Regions from separate parts of the Homo sapiens genome. Here region 2 is linked to region 1. Evidence: chromatin loops called from intact Hi-C (ENCODE). Cell type or tissue: PC-9. All regions are shown on one strand. Each heading gives the region's core, and the rest is flanking DNA. Links, peaks and the distances in the headings are about the cores only. Region 1 overlaps SPSB4 (splA/ryanodine receptor domain and SOCS box containing 4). Region 2 has its middle 20 kb from the start of SLC25A36.

Region 1 (5,380 bases), core at 294-5,293:
CTGGGAAAGTTAATTTTTAACATTAGTTTGAGCAAAATACAATTAGGAAGGGAAGCCCTGCAGCAAGAAGTGATCTCAGTACATGCGCCCAGCAGCACACAGTGAAGGGCCTGGCTGCTGCTCTGCCCACTGCAGTAATTGATTTTGTGGGTTATTCATAGCAAAGGTGTCATCGGGGCCTTCACCTTGGCTGCCTCTCTGTCTGCCTGCTTGGGAACCCTGTGGTAACGAGACTCCCACGAGAAGGGGTTGCCAGGCAGAGGCTCCTGAGCTCGGTGATTTAACTAGCTCTGTGAATTCAGTAAGACTCTGACCCTCGCTGGCCCCCATTCACAGCAGAAGGGGCTTGCACCAGAGTCCCTAAGGCCCTGCCCACTTGGACACTCTATCTGGAATTTTAAACATTAGCCCAAGCAGGACAGAACAGCGAAAGAGGCCACCGCAGACAAATAAAAATCTTTTATTTTATTTTTTTTTTTAAGACAGAGTCTCGCTCTGTTGCCCAGGCTGGAGTGCAGTGGTGTGATCTCGGTTCACTGCAACCTCCACCTCCTGCGTTCAAGTGATGTTCGTGCCTCAGCCTCCCAAGTAGCTGGGATTACAGGCTTGAGCCACCATGCCTGGCTAATTTTTGTACTTTTAGTAGAGAAAAGTTCACCATGTTGCCCAGGCTGGTCTTGAACTCCTAACCTCAGGTGATCCACCTGTCTTGGCCTCCCAAAGTGCTGGGATTACAGGCCTGAGCCACTGTGCCTGGGCACAAATAAAAATCTTCAAGTCAATTTTAGAGACTAGCAGAGGGGATGTAAGGCTGTCCCAATAGTTACAGGATGATATTCACATGCAAGACAGACTCCCAGAAGGAAACTCAGAAACCTAAGGGACTACCTTTCTTCTTCAGGGCTGAGTTGAAGGCATTGTTGAAACATGTCTTCACCAATACTGTCCTTGCCCTGGATGGACACATAGTGGGGACAGGACAGAGGCCAGGCCCAACTCTGTTTTCTCTGTCGCTGAACAGACTCTTCTCGTCTTATTTATTTTTTTCCTAAGCCTTTTGCATTCCTATGAACACACCTTTCCAGTGAATGAAGCGACATTACCATTAAGATAGTCTTATCACTCTGATTTACTCAAAAGATAAATAATGTATGAACTTCCATTCTACTAACTTTTATGTTAATTACTAATGGATTTCTGATGGTTTTGCCTCCAGCATCCGTCACCTGCCCTTTAGGTAAAACATTTCAGATCCCTTGGGGAGTGTGTTTTTCCTGAGGCTTTGCCCCATCCCAACCCCAGGCGTGGAGCCTCTGACCAGGCTGAGCCAATCAGCACATTCCAGTCCAGTGGCCACTGTGACTGACTGGTTCAGGGGTGAGCCTGAGATCCCAGTGGGGCCCATGAGAGTGGATTCCAGGACTTGTGCTGGGCATGGCCTGCAATAAGAAGGAGCAACAGGTGGACCCAGGGCCTCCTTGAAGTCATTTGGGGACCTGAGAAAGATGACCCCATACAGAGGCCTCTAGAATGTGTATGTAGGAGGGGCTCAGGAGTGGTGGTCTGTGAGATGGGAGATCTAGGAAACACTGTCTGCTTAGATCCTGTTATTTCAGGTAGGTTGAGGGTGTGGGGCCTAAAGCCCCATAAGACACCCCTAAGGTGCCACTAGACACGAAGGAAGAAGAGCTGAGAAATGGAGAGAGAGACGTCAGACCCTGCCAATGGTGTTTGAACCTGGGATTACAGGTGAGGCTAAAGCAACTACAATTACTCAGTGACAAAAGCACATATATTCCTTTTATTAACTTAAGGCAGTTTGGGGTCAGGTCTTCTGTTCCTTATAAAAGAATACAACTAACAAACTACTTCTGCTGTGCTAAGCCCATCCTAGACCCTGAACTTGGTTTCTTGAACTCTGATCGGAGGTAATTCCTGATGGATACCCTAGGGTGTGGTAGAGGGTCTCTGGTCTGGTGAGAAAGGCATGGGGTGAGAACTGCCCTTAAGAGGACTGCAGTCAGAGCAGATCCCAGGGAGGGTGAAAAGCCATAATGGGATACCTGAGGCCAGGCCAAGGTGCACACTTAGAGGAGGAGGTGCTGCCTTCATGGAGTGGCCCGAGGGCTCCAGAAAGCCTTGCCCCACACTATCTCCCCAACTGGTACCTCAAAACCCACCTGAGCATTTTTCTTTGAGTTCAGTGCAACATAGGAGGACAATAAAGAGGGAATGTCCAAGTTAAAACGGAGTCTCCAGGGACACCAGCCCACACAGGAGCTGCAAAAAAAGGATCTGCCACCTAGAGGGCTGGAGTGGCTGACTCAGTGCCACCACGGCCAGTCTAGGGCAGAGCACAGACTAGAACCTCTGAATTCTCACTTCCAAATTGTAGTCCCTTCCAATGGCCCATAGCTGTTGTCTTTGCTCTTGATTTACATCCCGTTATGCAAAATCTGTACCACCAGGTGGCGATGTAGTTACCACATGTAGTGTGGAATTTTAAGTGGCCATCACGGATTCTCTTTTATGAAAGTGTATCTTTATTTCATCTAAAAGATAATAAGCAGTTTACCAGGAAAGGGAGATGGAAAAGAAATTTTTTTAAAAAACGTAGTAAGCATTTAAAACTTTAATCTATTTTATTATAACTTTGAAGGCAAAGAAAAGAATTATGATTACTTACATTGTGTCTTCTTTATTAATTACTTGCCTCTTCCTAACCCTGTCAATGAGGGAGTGGAGAGAAGCCATACCTTGAAGTCAGACCCGCCTGGCTTTGAAATTCAACTCTGCCGTGTATTAGCTGTATGTCTTCGGCAAGTCACTTCTCTTTGAGCTCAAATGATCCATCTGTAACAATGGATTCAATACTACGCCAGACAGGGCTGCTGCATCCTCGGGGGGCAGCATATAGTAGGTGTTTGATAAATCTCAGTTAAATGAATGAATGAGGTACCTAGTGGAATGCTTGGCATAATATAGCAAGTACCCAATAAATGAAACTTATTACTAGAGGCAAAAGGGAAGCAGATCTACCAATGAAATTATAGGCCATGGGCAGTAAGAAATGGGGCTTTGTAGGGGATGTGGGAACTCAGTGGGAGGCCAGGAATCAGCGCAATGGTGACTGCCCACTGGCTTACTGCACAAGGCGGATGCTTTTCAACTTCAGTGTGTAACATCCCGTTTCACCACGCACCTCAGCCTCAAAGCCCTTCTGGAATCCTTTCTGCCTTGCAGTGAAGTTCTGAAGGAGAATTCCCATCCACCCTTTTCTGTGAGCCTTTCTGGCCTCACCTGTGAAAAAGAGGCTAAAATGGTTCCTGAATGTATGGTGCTAAAGATATTTAAGGAACTCAGTCTCCTCATTCATCTGACTCCATCCGCCTTGTGGGCTGAAGACTTTCCAGACTCAGGGCCTCATTCTCTACGTCTGTAAAACCTGCAGGCGGCTTGGATGGTACCCATCCCTTCCAGAGGTGGGATCTTGGGTGTACTCCTACCCCTCAGGCTGACAGGCCTTCCCAGGGGCACAGAATTCTTTTAAAAGGAGCATTGGTTCACTTCAAACCTCCTCAACTCTAACGGCGCAAATTCTGTGACGCTTTATTTTTCCCAGCTTGAATGGGTAGACCTAGCACCTCATAAAGTGACAAGGAAAATATTTGGCTGGTTTCGTAAACCGGGGCCACAAAGGCTCACTTGTGATGGGCCGGCCGCGCAGCCTGTGCTGGCTCCCAGGACGCCCTGGCAGGCCCTGCCCAGGTCTGGGCAGCAAAGTCTGCAGACACCACTGCCTGCCTGACACCGGCCACCTGTGTGCAGGTCACGAGGTCTGGCAGCCTTTCATTCCCGCCTGGCCATCTCCTCCCACAGACTTCCAGAATCTAAGCTGCCAAAAACAACCCCAGCCATCTGCCATGCAGAGGAGATCCTTGGGGGTGTGTCTGGGAGGCCCTCAAAGAAGCTTCTGTGGCTGGTCAGTGGCAGCCACCTGGGAGGTGTCTGCAGCGTGTCCAGGTCACAGTCTGGCCCCAGCAGGCTCTCCTCAAGGAATCTACCCACAAACTTCCCTCTTGCCAGTCTCATGTACTTTCTTCCCCTTCCCCAAGAAATGAAGCACATTCCAGCCCCTTGCCTTTGCTCCTGCCACTCCCACTGCCTGGAGTGCTTTTCCCCTGCCCTCTCCCTCCAGCCCATTCCTGCCCCATTTCAATGCTGCACAAGGTCCTCCTCTCGGCCCAGTCCCTCTGTCATTCTGCACCCGCAGGGACCTGCAGGCACTCCTTGTCTGTACCCCTCACTAGATAATCACACCCTTCTAGGGGCTGCTTTATAGTTTAATGCTGGTATTATTTATTTCACTGCTGAGATCATTTCACTGACACCTCATTTATTGGAAACTGTTGGGGAAAGCTTTCTCAACATGAGTGAATTTGTCGGATCAATGGTCCTTTTAAGTGACGAACCTACTTTGAGCATGATCTCTTTGGGTGGGAATTTTTCTAAGACTCATTATTCCCTGATCTTGAACTAATCACCCTAAACATAACTGAATCCATTCTGGAGGATTCAGAATTAGAAGGAAAAAAAAAAAAAAGGTCATTTTTGGTACTACAACCTTGCTCTGCCTGGCTCCTGAGGGCTGGGCCTCATGCCCCTTTGCTGAATGGCTCCGGACAGCTGCACTTTAAGAGTTCTTGTTTGCTGTGGCTGTTCTGTGTCCCTCATGTGGGTAGGCAGTTCGCTGTTGGAGGGTTGCGGCTGGTGTGCCTGTCTCTGGCCTTACCTACCCTACATTCTCATTTGTGGTTTGTTGTGCGGAGGGAATGGGAGGCAGGTAACCAGGGAGGTATAAATGAACTGCAAGCAAGTAGCACCTGAGAAGACCTTTCTTTAATATACTTCAGGACAGAAGCTGATTCCTTCCCAGGCACCAACTGAGTCTTTTCCATTCATTTTCAGGGTCAGGATTGTGTACAGCTGAGGGCACCAAAAGTGTGTGCTGTTCCGATGCTGCCATTTCCTTGGGTTGATGAGTGAGCTGGATGGGAAGCTCTTTGCTCCCTGTCGTGGGGCCCCTCTGTGTCCACACTGTGCCTGACCTGGAGTAGCTCAGTAACAAGTCCTAGTTGACTTGCCTTGGGGGATGTGGCCTACCCCAGGGTTCACTGTTATCAGCTCCTGCTTTAGAATTAATTGTGCCTTGAAAGGGCATGCTAGGTCTGCAAATGGAGCCAGCTCAGAGGGGGACATGGCTCCAGGCCAGTGTAGGCTGCTGTCTTCAGAGGCTGCCCCTTTGCCACTGGGATTCCTAAAGCCCTGTTGTTAACAATCAGGTATTGGGAAAACAGAGACATCAAACAGCTTTATGCAG
Region 2 (5,380 bases), core at 53-5,052, 180 kb after region 1:
GGGAATAGATAAAAGAAAGTTCAAATCCCTTAGCTTGGCACTCAAGCCTTTCATGGTGAAATCCGTGTCTACCTCTCCCTCCCACCCTCCTGCCTTGAACAAGCACAAGTTACTCTAGGCCTGCTGAGCTGCTGCTGTTGTTCATACTCACACAGTTGTTTCATTCTTTTGGGCTTTCAGATATGCCTCCCTCTGGAAAATCTCTCTCCCCTACTTTAGGCCTCCGCAGCTCTGGGCTGACCTCACCAGACCCCGTTCTGTCCACACCTTGGGCTCATGTACTCCCTGAGTGCCAAGATTCCTGGCATACGAAAGGCACTGTGCTGTCCCAGGCTGGGAGCCATCTCATATTTGTCTCTGTAGCTTCATTGGCACTTGGCAACATGGACATCCAAGAAATATTTTTCCACATGCCTACCCTGTGCCAAGTACTGTCCTAGCAGAGCAGTAAGACAGACAAGGTGACAGCTGTCGCTGAAGTTATATTCTATTGTAAAACAGACAATACACTGGTCAGTAAGTAAAATAATTTTACAATGTAAACAATTTTATGGAAAAACAAATGAGAGGAGGGTGTTGTTTAGACCGAGTGGTTAGGGGCACACTCTCTGAGGATATGACATTCATGCTGAAAACAGAGAATAAGAAGGAGCCAGCCACGTGAAGAGGTGGGTAGTATGAGTTTGCTGGAGCTGCCATAACAAAAAGTACCACAGATCAGGTAGCTCCACCAACAGAAATTTGCTTACAGTTTTGGAGGCTAGAAGCCCAAGATGGACATTTTGGGAGGCTTGGTTTCTTCTAAGGTCTTGCTCCTTAGCTTGCAGATGGCTGCCTTCTCATTGGGACCCTGCCACATGGTTGTCTGTCAGTGTGTATCTGTGTTCCAGTCTCCTCTTCTTATAAGGACATCAGTCATGTTAGATTAGGGCGATTGTAGGTGTGGCTTAGAGTACTCATAGAGGAATACAGATTTTCTGCTAGATGGAGGGCCAAAGATAAGGGGGAGAGTAAGTGGGTGGGGATGAGGAAGAAAGTACATGGCACCTTCTGCTGTTTTAGTCAATCAAGAACAAACAAAAAGAGAAAATGCATGGCATCTTTTATAAAAATATAATTATCACTTTGGGAGGCCGAGGTGGGAGGTTCACAAGGTCAGGAGATCGAGACCATCCTGGCTAACACGGTGAAACCCCGTCTCTACTAAAAATACAACAGATTATCTGGGTGTGGTGGCATGTGCCTGTAATCCCAGCTACTTGGGAGGCTGAGGCAGAGAATCACTTGAACCCGGGAGGCGCAGGTTGCAGTGAGCCGAGATTGTGCCATTGCACTCCAGCCTGGGTGACAGAGTGAGACTCTGCCTCTCAAAAAAATAAAATAAAATAAAGTAAAATAATTATCAACCCAAATTCATCATTGCAGTATGAGGTGCTAATCTATGAACACTTTCCATGACTACAACAAGGCCACTGTAATGAGTCTTGGATGACTTGATTGGAATAGTAAGTGCCATTCAAGTCCCTATATGCCAGATACCTGCTTTATATGCAGCTTCATTTCATCCTCATGACAATCATGTGAGAGGGAATTGCCACCATCATCTTAGATATGAAGAAACAGAGACTCTAGTGAAAACAGTGGTGAGTATCAGAGCTGGAAATGCACCCTCCAACCTCCCAACCCCTCCCTGACATCCCTTAGTGCCCTTCTGTCCTCTGCGCTAGTCTCTCCCTCCACTGCTTACTGTGGGGCTCAGCGGAGGGCTGCTGGCTGCCCCATCTCACCTGAGCAGCTGAGCCTCTGTCTCAGATCTGCCTGCGGAGCAAGCTCATCAGTGGAGACCTGAGCCTGCAGGCCTTAATGATATAGAGTTGCTAAAAGGGAACATTTAATTGCATGTTTTATTAATTTATTCCTTATGAAATAATAATAATGAATTTTTGCTAACACAAAGTCTGGGCAGCAGTGAGTAACTTTGACATGTGGAATTCTTGAAAATACTAAAACTCCCCCAATTCAGGTTCCTGAGTAGTTATCTGTGGTGAGACAAAGAAGGGGATATTGATGAAACCCTCACTGATGATACTGAGGGTTTCATCAACATCCCCTTCTTTGTGTCTCCATAGATAACTACTCCACCTAGAGGACTCTCTGCTCAACTCCATCCTGATCTCTTAAGGAAAGCTGCAAACTTATCTTTTATGAAAAGGAAAATAAAACATTCAAAAGGAAGGAGAAGCCCAGGGTGGGGAGGGCAGCAGCTGGCAATGCAGAGGAAAGCAAAACAGTTCTGGAGGAGGTGAGGAATGGGACATGCAGAGGTCACGAAGCTGAAGACCTTTTCTTCCTGCCCAGACCACTGAGCTGGCCAAGAAGTAAGGAACCTGACTTCCTGAGAGGCCTGACTTTGAAGGGAAGGCAACCCTCTATCCCCAAGTGTTTTTCTGCTGTCCAGGAGGAATGTCAGCTCTGGACACCAAACAGAGGTGGTCATCACTTTTACTTGGTCCACAACACACATTGCCACCCTCTCTTCAGAAGGCCCTGAGGCCAGGAACACAGTTTTAAGAAGTGGAGAGACAATCAATAAAGAGGAGAGAATGGCCAGTATTCCAGGCAGGTATCCAGTGATTTGTGGAGATGATACAGAGGCCACAGCCTCTGCCTTTGGCATTCTCATCTTCACAGAAGCAAAAGGGCCCTTTTATCTAATGGGGGAAGGAATGTCTTTTTGTGGGAAGGCCTCTTTATAGGTACAGTTGGATTCCTGCCCTTAGGGAATGGTCAGTTTGAGAGAGTAGACAAGTTCAAGGAGCTCCCAGGCTAATGGCCTCTGTTCTCATGGAGTCCCCAATAAGTCCTTGGGGAAATCCCAGCCCAATGCAGTTACACAACAGTGGTTTATAATGTTAGGTATATATAGGTGCCCTCTATTTTAAGTAACCACAAAATACAGACTTTAAAAAGCATTCTGTTTTTTAGATCTAAGTACATATGAAAATTTAGCATGAAAGTGGCATTTCAAATCACTGGGGGAAGATAAATTATTCAATAAGTCATGTTGAGATAACTGAATTAGCATATCTATAAAAACCAAACAATACCTGGATTCCTAACCTCATTCTTTAGATCAAAATAATTTCCAGGTGGATCAAAGATTTAAATAAAAAAGTGAAGCCAAGTCATGAAGGTAAGAAGACAAGTCACAGCCTAGGACAAAATATTTGCAAAACATATCTGAAAAAGACTGTTATCCAAAATATACAAAGAACTCTTAAAACTCAACAATAAGAAAATAAACAATCTGATTTTAAAAATGGGCAAAAGACCTGGTCATCTCACTAAAGAAGATACACAGATGCCAAATAAGCATGTGAAAAGATGTTCAACATCTTATGTCATTAGGGAATTGCAAATTAAAACAGCAATGAGATACCATTACACACCCATTAGGATGGCCAAAATCGAAAACACTGACAATACAAAATGCTGGTGAGGACATGGAGCAATAGGAACTCTCATTTACTGCCAGTGGGAATGCAAAATTGCACAGCCACTTTGGAAGATAGTTGGACAGTTTCTTACAAACTAAAGTTACTTCTACTATGTCCTGTTTATCCAAATGAACTACAAAATTATGTCCACACAAAACCTGCACATGGATGTTTATAATAGCTTTATTCATAATTGTCCAAACTTGGAAGCAACCAAGATGCCCTTCTGTATGTGAATGGATAAATAAACTATGGAGGTACTTCCATACAGTGGAATATTATTCAGCAGTAAAAAGATACCCACTATCAAGCCATGAAAAGACATGGAGGAGACTTAAGTGCATATCATTAAGTGAAAGAAGCCAATCTGAAAGTACTACATCTTAGATAATTCCAACTATATGGCATTCTTGGAAAGGCAAAACTATGAAGACAGTAAAAAGATCAGTAGTTGCTAGGAGTTGGGGAGAGCAAAGGATGACTAGGCAGAGAACAGAGGATGAGATATGGATGAGATATGTTGTTTATTAGATACTTGATTTCTTTTAAATTTTAGATTTGGGGGTACATGCACACATTTGTTACACGAATATATCGCATGATGCTGAGGTTTGGGCTTCTATTAATCCTGTCACCCAAATAGTGAACATGCAGTTTTTCAACCCCTGCTCTTCTCCCTCCCTCTCCCCTTTTGGAGTCCCCAGTGCCTATTGTTCCCATCTTTGTCTCAGTGTGTCCCCAGTGTTTAGCTGCCATTTATAAGTGAGAATATGTGTTATTTTGTTTTGTTTTTGTATTAATTTATTTAGAATAATGGCTTCTAGCTGCATCCATGTTGCCGCAAAAGACATAATTTTGTTCTTTTTTATGGCTCATGCTATGCCATGATGTATATGTACCACATTTTCTTTAGTCCACTCTTGATAGGCACTTGGGTTGATTCCATGTCTTTGCTATTGTAAATAATACTGCAATGAACATACAAGTGCATGTGTCTTTTTGATTGAATAAATTATTTTCCTTGAGTATAGACCCAGTAGTGGGATTGCTGGGTCAAAAGGTGGTTCTGTTTTAAGTTCTTTAAGAAATCTCCAAACTGCTTTCCACAGTTGCTCAACTAGTTTACATTCTCAGCAACAGTGTATAAGCACTACTTTTTCTCTGCAACCTTGCCAACATTTGTTATTTTTTGACTTTTTAATAGTCGCCATTCTGACTGTTGTGAGATGGTGTCTCATTGTGGTTTTGATTTGCATCTCTCTGATGATTAGTAATGCTGAGCATTTTCTGACATGTTTGGTGGAGCTTGTATGTCTTCTTTTCAGAAGTGTGTTCATGCCCTTTGCTCACTTTTTAGTGAGATTATTTGTTTTTTGTTTGTTGATTTAAGTTCCTTATAGATTCTGGATGCAGAATCTTTTGGATTTGCTGGATCCAATTTGTTGGATGCGTGGTTTGCAGATATTTTCTCCTGTTCTGTAGGTTGTCTATTTACTCTGTTGGTAGTTTGTTTTACTGGAGCAGAGAGGATTTTTAAGGCAGTGAAACTATTCTCTATGAATCTATAATGGTGGATACATGTCATTATGTATTTGTCAAAATCCATAGAGTGTACAACACCAAGACTAAACCCCAATGCAAACTATGAACTTTGAATTGACAATGACATGTCACTAAAGGTTCACAGATTTTAACAAATATGCAACTGTGGTGCAGGAGGAATGTTGATCATGGGGTAGGCTATGCACATGTGGCAGCGGGACGTATGTGGGAACTCTGTACTTTCTCATCAGTTATGCTGTGAACCTAAAACTGCTCTGAAAAATAAAGTATTTTAAAAAAGTAAGCCATCAGAAAATAAAGAAACAAAACGAAGTGAAGCC

The links. Hi-C counts contacts between places; a loop is a spot of excess contacts. Peaks named below come from ENCODE experiments on the same cell type or tissue, not always from the same donor. Only the 100,000 strongest peaks of a DNase experiment are listed, where the experiment ranks them.
Region 2: it touches region 1 in a loop (23-fold over the local background); 18 of 110 quality-filtered maps call a loop at or near these places.

The regions. Positions count from the first base shown.
Region 1 is chr3:141,103,054-141,108,433 of GRCh38, reverse strand. The region is part of intron 2 of SPSB4 (splA/ryanodine receptor domain and SOCS box containing 4); the gene reads right to left. Among named protein-coding and RNA genes, the nearest start is that of SPSB4, 54 kb to the right of the region's middle. RefSeq lists an enhancer at 4,971-5,380. In PC-9, for the core only: CTCF peaks have their summits at 2,274 (motif pointing left) and 2,484 (motif pointing right); a DNase peak (open chromatin) is centred at 2,453; H3K27me3 peaks cover 13 bases.
Region 2 is chr3:140,919,608-140,924,987 of GRCh38, reverse strand. No RefSeq gene overlaps it. Among named protein-coding and RNA genes, the nearest start is that of SLC25A36, 20 kb to the left of the region's middle. In PC-9, for the core only: CTCF peaks have their summits at 1,912 and 2,114; no DNase peak of the experiment used is centred there.